Regions from separate parts of the Homo sapiens genome. Here region 2 is linked to region 1. A link is a contact called in ENCODE Hi-C data. All regions are on one chromosome and are shown on one strand. Each heading gives the region's core, a stretch centred on a gene start or an enhancer-like site at or near the end of the contact. The rest is flanking DNA. Distances are from core to core; before and after follow the strand shown. Region 1 holds the start of MED4 (mediator complex subunit 4). Region 2 has its middle 28 kb from the start of CYSLTR2.

Region 1 (4,605 bases), core at 1,123-3,622:
AGGAAAATTAAACAAGTTAATATTTTTGAAGTGCTTAGAACACTGCCCACCATGTCAATAAAATTTCATGAGAAAGTAGTGTCCTTTTTGAATCTACAGATTGAGAAAATATGTACCTAACTCCAAATTACCATGAATTCAGTAATACTATATAAAATAATTCATATTTGTTTATCACGCCTGGATTTGTACAATTTGCAAGACAGTATATCTGTGAAAGATGCTATTACTTATCAGTCTATAGAAACTGTTTAATATGCATATGAATTTGCAATAAATCTGAGGAGGTCAGGAGTTCACAATACACATACATGCTCCACACACTGATCCTCAGTGTCTGCAAAGTAGGACTATAATTGGTCATTTTTAACTAATTAGAATCCTTCTAGAATTTTTATGTTTACACTAATATAATGTTCTCTCTCCTCCTACCAGAGTCATGGCTCAATATGACCCGTGAGAGTTGAGTAAACAAAACCAACACATACCGCAGAAGTTTGGCACCCTGGAAACTTAACATAAGAAATGATTGACTAGAGTACTGAGAGGCATGTTTAGAATGCAAGTGTAATGAACAAAGCTTCAATCTACTTTAGCCCATTGCCTGAGAATTGACTGCATTAACAAAAAAGGGTTAGCCAACAGCAGATGCAGGGAACGGTCAGAAAACAAAAGGTGACAAGGATCTCTTGCACTGTCTAGAGGAAAAGGTACCCTGACCTATGAACACAAATAATCCAATCTCTTGAACACAAATATCCCTACACTGTGGAGACACAAAGCCTCATGATTGTGTCATTAATTTTTAATCTATCCTTGTTTGTTCTGATCCAAGTTTAACAAGCAACATCCTGTGATAATATGGCTTCTCATATAGTTTTGTCTATGGGAAAAAGATATGTTTGGCACTATTACTTTTCATCGTAAGTGAGTAAATCAGCATTCTAGATTACGCAGCAGTTGCTATGAGTGAATTTATTTAACATGAATTTCTAAAAGACTTGTCAACTCTGGGTGCCCAGGAGTCAGGTTTAGCACCTCCAAAAAGACAGAGTAGAGGATGAGACCCTGAAATGAAAGGACTACAGGTACTACTACCTCATGGGAGTGAGGCAGTCCCAGACCATCTTTTATAATAGCAATATGGAATCCTCATTCCCAATAGGCTTGTAACTTTGCTTTTTTCTGGTAGAGAGTGATCCCTACTACATTGTTATCCCTAGGAAAAGTAGGCTAAGACGTATTTTTGCCTTTGACAACCAGTTCTGGTTTGGAATGTGTGGTACATCAATGACTTAAACTATGTTAATTAACTACTACTTATGTACTGTATTGGTTCCTTCAGTTCAATAATTAACCTGAGTAATGAGCAAAACATTTTGTTGGAAGATGTATGGCTATAAAGATGGATTATAGCAATGTGGAAGTAACCTAACTGTCCATCGTCAGATGAATGGATGAACAAAAGGTGCCATATGCATACAATGGAATATTAGTCTTAAAAAGGAAAGATATTCCAGCACATGCTACATCATGGATGAACCTGGAGGACATAATGCTGAGTGACATAAGCCAGACACAAAAAGACAAATACTGTATGATTCTGCTTATATGAGGTACCTAGAGTAGCCAAACTTACAGCAATGGAAAGTAGAATGGTGGTTGCCAGGGCCTGGAGAAGGGAGGGATAAGGAGTTAGCATTTAGTGAGTACAGAGTTTGTTTTACAAGATAAAAGGTTTTGGAGATGGATAGTTGCTCAACAGTATGAATGTATTTAATGCCACTGAACTATCCACTTAAAAATGGTTAAGGTGGGCCGGGTGCGGTGGCTCACGCCTGTAATTCCACCACTTTGGGAGGCTGAGGCAGGCGGATCACGAGGTCAGGAGATTGAGACCATCCTGGCTAACAAGGTGAAACCCCGTCTCTACTAAAAATACAAAAAATTAGCCGGGCGTGGTGGCGGTCGCCTGTAGTCCCAGCTACTCGGGAGGCTGAGGCAGGAAAAATGGCGTGAACCCAGGAGGCGGAACTTGCAGTGAGCCAAGACATCCGCGGCGATGCACTCCAGTCTGGGCAACAGAGCGAGACTCGTCTCAAAAAAAAAAAAAGAAAGAAAGAAAGAAAAAAAACCATTAGGCCCAGGAGAATCAGACTGCGTTGCCCCCACTGTTCTCAGTTCAGCTGTCGCTCCCAGGGTTTGGACCAGAAAGCCCTCGCCGGCCCAACAGATGGCGCCGGTGTCCGCAGTGCGCCTCCAGGCCCAAAGGGGGCGCTCTCGCCAGGCCTCTTTTTCCTCTCCTGGGTGACTCTTCCGCCTTCCGAGCCCGCCTTCTCGCCACGCACCTGCGTCAGCTCGCTCTGCGCGTGCGCCGGTGGCGGGACTCTGGGGAAAATGGCTGCGTCTTCGAGTGGTGAGAAGGAGAAGGAGCGGCTGGGAGGCGGTTTGGGAGTGGCGGGTGGTAACAGCACACGAGAGCGGCTGCTGTCTGCGCTTGAGGACTTGGAGGTCCTGTCTAGGTAATGCGGCGAGCCTGAGAGCCGGGCTGGAGCTGGGCCGGGGGACTGACCCCGGAGCCGGCCGGCCCTGCGTTTGTGCTCGTTCTCGGGGTTCGGCGGGGAGGGCCAGCTCGGGAGTTTCGGGTGCATGAGGGTCATGGACGTGGGGTCCGCAGCCCTCTGGCACTCTGGGCGGCGGTTTTTCCCGTTAGAGGGAATTTTAGTAATGATAAGAACTCGCGCGGTCTGAGCCTCTTCGTCCGCGGCCAGCCACTTAACATTTATGGAACGCTCCTTGGGGGCTCAGCATTGGGGAGACGGTAGTGAAGGGTAGACTGGATGCCAGCTGTCGAGAGAGAGACAGATGTGTAAACTGGCTTGGGGCCTGTTTTTATTAGAGGGCTGCGCTGCGGGGTACTGGAGCACAGGGACTAGGCACCTTTTTTGGTTGTAGTCAGGGCAGGCCCTCTGAAGAAAGTGCTGCTTGGGAAGCATGAGCTCGCCAAACTCACTAGGCAGCACAGATAGATGGAACAGCAAGTGCAAAAAGCCTGGCTTGGTGGAGTTGCAAGTTGTTTAGGATGGTTGTGTGTCAGAGATAGGAGATGAAATTAGATGTCGTTCTTCATATTCTGTCACCTTTCATGATAAGTCTTTCAAGTTGAAGCCTTCCTTGACTCCCTCCCATTGACTTGGATGGTAAATTATCTTGGTTCTACCTCCTAAAGTGTCGCTCCAATTTGCCCTCTCGTTCCAACCCCGCTGTTCATAACTCCTTCTTAAATGTAGCCTCCCAAACAGTTTTAATTGCCTCATGCTTCTGCACTTTATCCTTTTATATTGGCCGATACCAGTTTTAAAAGGCATCTTATATCACTTTTCTGCAGAAAAATTATATAAAAGCTACCTCATTGGTAGGTTTGCGTTGTCCAGTGAGGTAAAGTTCAAATTCTTTAGTCAGACTTCCACATCTTCAGTGCCATTCCCAGTCTACTCCCGATTTGGTGAATGATTCATATATCCTTCAGAATCCAGCTCAAATGTCACTTTTTCTATAGCCAACATTCTTTGACAGCTTTAGAATAAATCTTACCTGTTGTATTTTAAAATATACGTGATATAATCAGCACTTTATTTTTGGTGTAAATTTAGTCCTTGCCATCGTATTGCTACCAAGTTACCAGGTCAGCACAATATTTAATGATGGAAGAAAACCCGAAAACACCTAGACAGCAGAAATTAAATGGCTTATGTGTTTGATCCACTGTTTAAAATAAACTGTATTAGGGCCGGGTGTGGTGGCTCACGCCTATAATCCGAGCACTTTGGGAGGCCAAGGCGGGCGGATCATTGGAACTTCTTCACAGAATGAAGCTGCTCTGGTGGTGTGACTGGCTTCCAGAAAGGTCTCATGTGTTCACTCAGAGGTAGTTATGTGTACTGATTCTGTGATCTGTGAAGTTTGTCAGTCTCTGAATGTAATTTGTGTCTGGCTTGCATTTATGAAAATGAGAAGAAAAATCACGAATATACCTTACATATTTTTAGATTTAGCCTCTTTAAAAATAGTGGATTTATAACTTAGGATCTTTTTTTTTCTATTAACCTGATTATATAGCCTTTCGGGATATTTATTAGTTTATAAAATGTAATGCAAGGAGATAGTCTTAAAAAGTTGAAACACAGGTTGTAGGCTAAACGTTTTTTTTAACCCATTTGTAACTCAAAACTCATTGTTCCACAGAACCATGTTGATAGGAATCTTGAGTTTTCCACACCAGCCTGTTAATTCTGTTTACCTGAAAAGTGTATTACTGCTAATAATGTAGGCTCTAACCGCTATGGAAATTTTATTTCTATGGGGAATTGTGTCTGGATTCTAATGCAGTATGCTGGGAATGCACCTTCTTTTTAGCAGGACAGGGCTCTTGAGTGTGGGGGCTTCCTTTGGCCTCTTTTTCGCAGTTGGGGAGGACAGGGGTTTCTATTTTGTCCTGGACTGTTACAGAACATGACTAAGTCTTAGAGACTTCTACCTCCCCTCTACTCCGGCGCCTAAGGCAAGCCTTGTAAAGCCTTCTGTGGACTCACGCTCCCAGATTTG
Region 2 (5,214 bases), core at 1,150-3,649, 530 kb before region 1:
ACTTGATATGGTTTGGCTGTGTCCCCATCCAAATCTTGAATTCTAGCTCCCATAATTCTCATGTGTCATGGGAGACACCTGGTGGGAGGTAATTGAATCATGAGGGTGGGTCTTTCCCATGCTGTTCTCATGATACTGAATAAGTCTCATGAGATCTGATGGTTTTATAAAGGGGAGTTCCCCTGCACATGCTCTCTCTCCTGCCTGCTGCCATGTAGGACATCCCTTTGCTCTTCCTTCTTCTATCATGATTGTAAGCCCTCCCCAGCCATGTGGAACTGTGAGTCCATTAAACCTCTTTCCTTTATAAATACCCAGTCTTGGGCTGGGTGTGGTGGCTCATGCCTATAATCCCAGCACATTGGGAGGCCAAGACAGGTGTATCACTTGAGGTCAGAAGTTTGAGACCAGCCTGGTCAAAATGGTGAAACCCCATCTCTACTAAAAAAATACAAAAATTAGCCAGGCATGGTGGCATGCACCTGTAGTCCCAGCTACTCAGGAGGCTGAGGCACTAGAATCACTTGAACCCAGATGACAGAGGTTGCAGTAAGCCGAGATGGCGCCACTGCACTCCACCCTGGGTGATAGAGTGAGACTTGGTCTCAAAATAAATAAATAAATTACCCAGTCTCAAGTATGTCTTTACAACATGAGAACAGACTAATACAAGACCCAAGAGTGATCTTGTTAAAGGTGATTTTGATCATGTCACTCCTCCAGTCTACAGCCTCCAGTGCCCTCCATGTCAAGGTCTTATGGCTGTGGCTAAGGCCCTCTCTGATACCTCCTTCCTATCCTTACCTCTCTCACCTTCCCCTGGTCACTCTCCCCCTTGTTCACTCCATGCCTCTGTGTTGTTCCTTGAACAAATCAAGCACTCCCTGACAGTAGGGCCTTTGCCTCTGCCTGCAAGGCTCTTCCCCAGCTGTCCACCTGGCTTCTCCCTCACCTGCCTCAAGTCTTTCCTCAGGTGTCACTTTCTCAGTGAGGGATATCTCGATTACTGTATGTCAAATTGCACCCAACCCACCCCTCACTCCCAAAACTCTACTCATTTCTATTTTTTGCATCTCACTTAGCACCTCCTCATATGTCATATGACTTGTCAATCTGTTATGCCTTTTCACCGTGCCAAGATATGAGCTCCACAGGGTAGGGACTTCTGTTTTGCCCACTAAAGCTGACACACAGAAGGCATTCAGTCAATGTTTGCTGAGTGAATGAATGAATGAATGAATGAAATGAATGCTTCTGCTGGGACAAAAGTGTCATTTCTTAACAAAAAGCATTTTTTAAAGGGCAGACAGCCATCCTCCCAATGGTTTGTGAAGACTGAATTCCTTGGTTAATTTATCTCCAGGCCACATTCCTCATACCCAGTTTAAGCTGGGATTTTTCCAAGTCAATAAAATCAGGATTAAATTTTTAAAAAAATGTTGGTGAATGCACCTAACACAGTTCCTGGCACAGTATAGGTACCTTATAAATTGTTTCTTCTCCCCTTTCTGATAAGTATGGAATTTTATTATCCTGAAGGAGTGGGATGGAGGCTTGTTTAATAGGAGTCCTTCCGGTAAGAGGGACAAATGATCTGGGACAACAGCAGAGATTGCTCTTCCAGACTTGTGGATAGCAATGACACATCAAAACACTGACAGCATGGAAAGGCATCTCCATAGAAGTAAGCTATAGAATTTCTGGGCTCCTGAACAAGGAGACTACCACAAGCCTGCTCTCTGCATTTGGGCACAATTTTTACTGTTGATGGCCTTGCCCTTGCTCCTTAGTGTCCCCTGGCATTTTGCTTATTTAAAAAATTGTTTATTTATTTATGTTTAAACTCCTCTTACTATCATTCCCAAGCCTTCTGACATTTTGTTTCAAAGCATAGTATCAATATCAGAATGATCTGAAGTACAAAACAGTGGTTTGTGTTCGTCAAGGGGTGCTGGCACCATGAGTTGCAGTTTGACATAATCTCCCGCTCTGGGAACCCCAGCCCTTGAGATTGAAATTTCTAAGCGGCAGTAAAATCACTTAGCAATGGCTCTTTTTAGTGTAAGTGTTGCAGGATTTTTAAGGAATTAGAGAGATCGATGGAGTTCAGGAGGATATTTATCAATTATTTAGGTGCACCAGCCCAGTCAGATTAACATCCAAAGGATTGAGCCCTGAACAAAGAGTTAAGTTACATTTTAAGCATTTCATGGGGCAGGGAGAGATCTGTGCAGGGGGAGGCATACTACAGAAGTGAGAAAAAAACGCAGTTATTCAATCAGTTGAGATATGCATTACATCATTTCTTACTTTTCAAAGAAAAACATGTTTTGCAACTTGAGTTTATCTGTCTAGTGACCTTGCAGCTGCACAGCTAGGGAAACAGGATTTTCACAATGCCTGGGAAAGGAGGAGAGATAAGGTTCACTAGCCACAGAAAAACAGGCAGTTAATTTTTAAAGGACTCCAACTCTTCCTTTTTCTCAGGCGGAATTGGGTTTTCTTACATACAACTGAGTTTTTGCTTACACACTCCTTAATTTCTTTTAATTCCTGTTCCATAAGGAGGCACCTATCTCTCCAAGGAGAGCCTGGGTGACTGACACTTGCTCCAGTTCACTGTTCCACAATGAGCAGCTCTGTGCAAACCTATCCCCAAAGGCTGAGTTTGCTGAGAAGCCAAAGAAAAAGACTCACAAATCCAATTTCTCAGAAAGAAACATTTAATAGGGACTTATGAAAAGAAGCCATGTCTTGGGAAGCTGAGAGATGGTAGATCCCTGTACCCACCCTCCAGAAAGTATTTTTTACATAGCAATTTGTTTTGGTGAAACGTGTCACTGGTCATGTCTCCGACCCTCGGCAAAACTCATGACTAGTGGAAAAGCTAGGTAAGCATCTTTATGAGGGGTTATCTATGCTGCAGTCCTTGTTTCTTGACCTTGCTGCAGAATGCCTTGGTCTACAGGAGTCAAACATTGGTCATTATGATAGTTTCACTTCAAGGTGGTATCACTCTTGCCATACAACAGGATATTCTCTTATACTCCACCCTATAAAACTGGTCCTTACAATCTCATGTGCCCTCCTCTTCTGGGATAGTCCCTGCACCTAGATGGAGGATGCTTGATATTGTATAGCTTTAGCAATAGTGCATTGGCTCCATTGGAGCTGCCATGACAACAGTAAAGGCAAAGCAGGGCAGTAAACAACATATGCATTTAATACCTAAACCAAGAACTAGCTTCATCCAAACCTGCCCAAAACCAGTCATTCAAAAGAGGGGTTTGGTCTGAAAGAGTGGTTATTTGGGTTTTCATATCAGTCATTAATTTAGTGATGTTATCTGATTCATCAGGAATATAAACATAGCATTCAGTTTTTATGATTGCACAAGCCCCCCTTGTGTAACAGTGAGCACGTCTAAAGCCATGTGCTTTTGGAGGACAGACTTTCTCATGAGAGTGACTTCTGTGTTTCAGAGAGAGATTCTCTTGTGGCTATTATTAAAAGCTTTCTTTGTATAATTTGTTACAGCTTCCACATGCTAAATAACATCTTTGATGTCCCGTTGAGGAAGGAAAATAGAAGCTAAGTTGTTGTACCGATAGAAAACAGATTGGGCCCAATGGGATTCCAAATGAAGGAAATTCCCAGGCTTTGAAAGAGTGTGAACTATCTGACCTTGCACCCGTGTGTAACCGAAAGAACATATTAATTTGTGCCATGCATCCAGGAAGTTCCATGTGGGCCAACCAAGAGATGCCTGGATATATTACCCATTCTGTAGCATGCGAATCCATACTTTTAATATTATAATATATAAACATCTGTCTCTTGGTGTCCATCTTATATCCCTTGTTCTATTTGGACAGATAGCTTTAGAATTATTCTTTTGTTTCCAACATAGGGGGACAAGTTGACTAGGCTGGCCAAAAGATAGTTAACCAAATAAATTCATTCTATATTTGGGTTATTTTCATTGCAGTATCAGATCACTTCGTTCTTTAACTGAAGTGTTTCAGGCTGAGACTGAGTTATTTTCATTGACAGAAAAACTCCTCCCATGTCCCTTCTCAGAAAGAATAATATTAATGGGGCATGAGGTTATTTTATCTCTAGTCACATTGTATTCAATACCATCATGTAAATGTGAAAAGCAATAATATATTCCTGATATTCTATCTGTCATCCTTGGAAGGGAACTACCCATCACTGTAGGCCAGAAACACCGGAGAGTGGCATGAGGCTGCATACCCAACGGGTGTTTTTCTGTGAGCCACCAGCATAGTCTTGGCCCATTGTAGGAAAAGGTTTGCTTCATAGGTGACAGCTGGTAATAATGGTGACAGAACATAACAACTAAAGATGAAAAGAAAGAAACAGCGGGTACTGGCAGGGAAGGTCTCCATCTGTTAGGATTACACTAGTTGCTTTATTGAGGGTCATTAACAAAGATGCAGCTCTTGTGTTTTTCAAAGGAGCAGTATACCATACATGTTGCTCAGAGGACGAAATGTTAGCAACTGTAGTTGGAGTAATTTAGTTGGGAGTTCACCATACCAAGGAACCCACCACCATGCCATAGGGTGTGAGCATTTCTCCTGAACACTTACAGCACATGACCATAGATCTGGTGTTCAGTGAGTTCAGTGGTGACCACTCTAACTGTCCAAGATACTCCCTACTCTCTGGCAGGAAATAGTCTAATCAGCCTGGGGATATTTGCTATTCTAAGCCCCAGTAGAGTATCCCCTCCCCGGTACTATATCCATTGGCATCTTCATGTGCAAAGCAGGCTGATTATCAATGAGGTCTGGGAGCAAAGCTGTTATCTCAGTCATCCATATATGCACAGTGGTAGGTTTTGGGGGCAGTTGTACCAACCTGTCTATGGGGCACATGTCCTCCCTCTGGCTGAATTTAAAGAGATAAAGGCTGCAGATAACACATTCATCTACCTGTGCAAGACAGGATTCCCCAGTAAAGTTTGAAGTCGTGCTTTTAATAGGCCATTGTTTTCTCTCAATTGACCCTACTGCTTGGGGTTTATGTGGGAGGTGGAAATGCCCTGCTATATCATGCTCCCTGGCCCAATCCTGAGGGTCACGTCCAGCAAAATGGATCCCTGAGTCACTGTCAATGTGCCATGGATATCCATACATAGTACCAAGAGCCCCTAATCCTTTAATAGTACTGGTTTGATTTGCTTGC

Evidence for each region. A loop is a pair of places that touch in the nucleus more often than their neighbours do.
Region 2: a map of HepG2 shows a loop between it and region 1 (6-fold over the local background). The contact joins the enhancer-like site here to the promoter of MED4 in region 1. A Hi-C loop is called at or near these places in 1 of 168 maps with a recorded cell type or tissue (HepG2).

What each region holds. Positions count from the first base shown.
Region 1 is chr13:48,092,871-48,097,475 of GRCh38, reverse strand. It overlaps MED4 (mediator complex subunit 4), which reads left to right and starts at 2,372. Exons shown (of 7, transcript NM_014166.4): 1 at 2,372-2,522. The coding sequence starts at 2,398. RefSeq lists a silencer at 2,869-3,163.
Region 2 is chr13:48,623,341-48,628,554 of GRCh38, reverse strand. No RefSeq gene overlaps it. Among named protein-coding and RNA genes, the nearest start is that of CYSLTR2, 28 kb to the left of the region's middle. Within about 2 kb of position 2,399, at least 9 of the 41 ENCODE cell types and tissues checked have a DNase peak (open chromatin) inside an H3K27ac peak, as active enhancers do.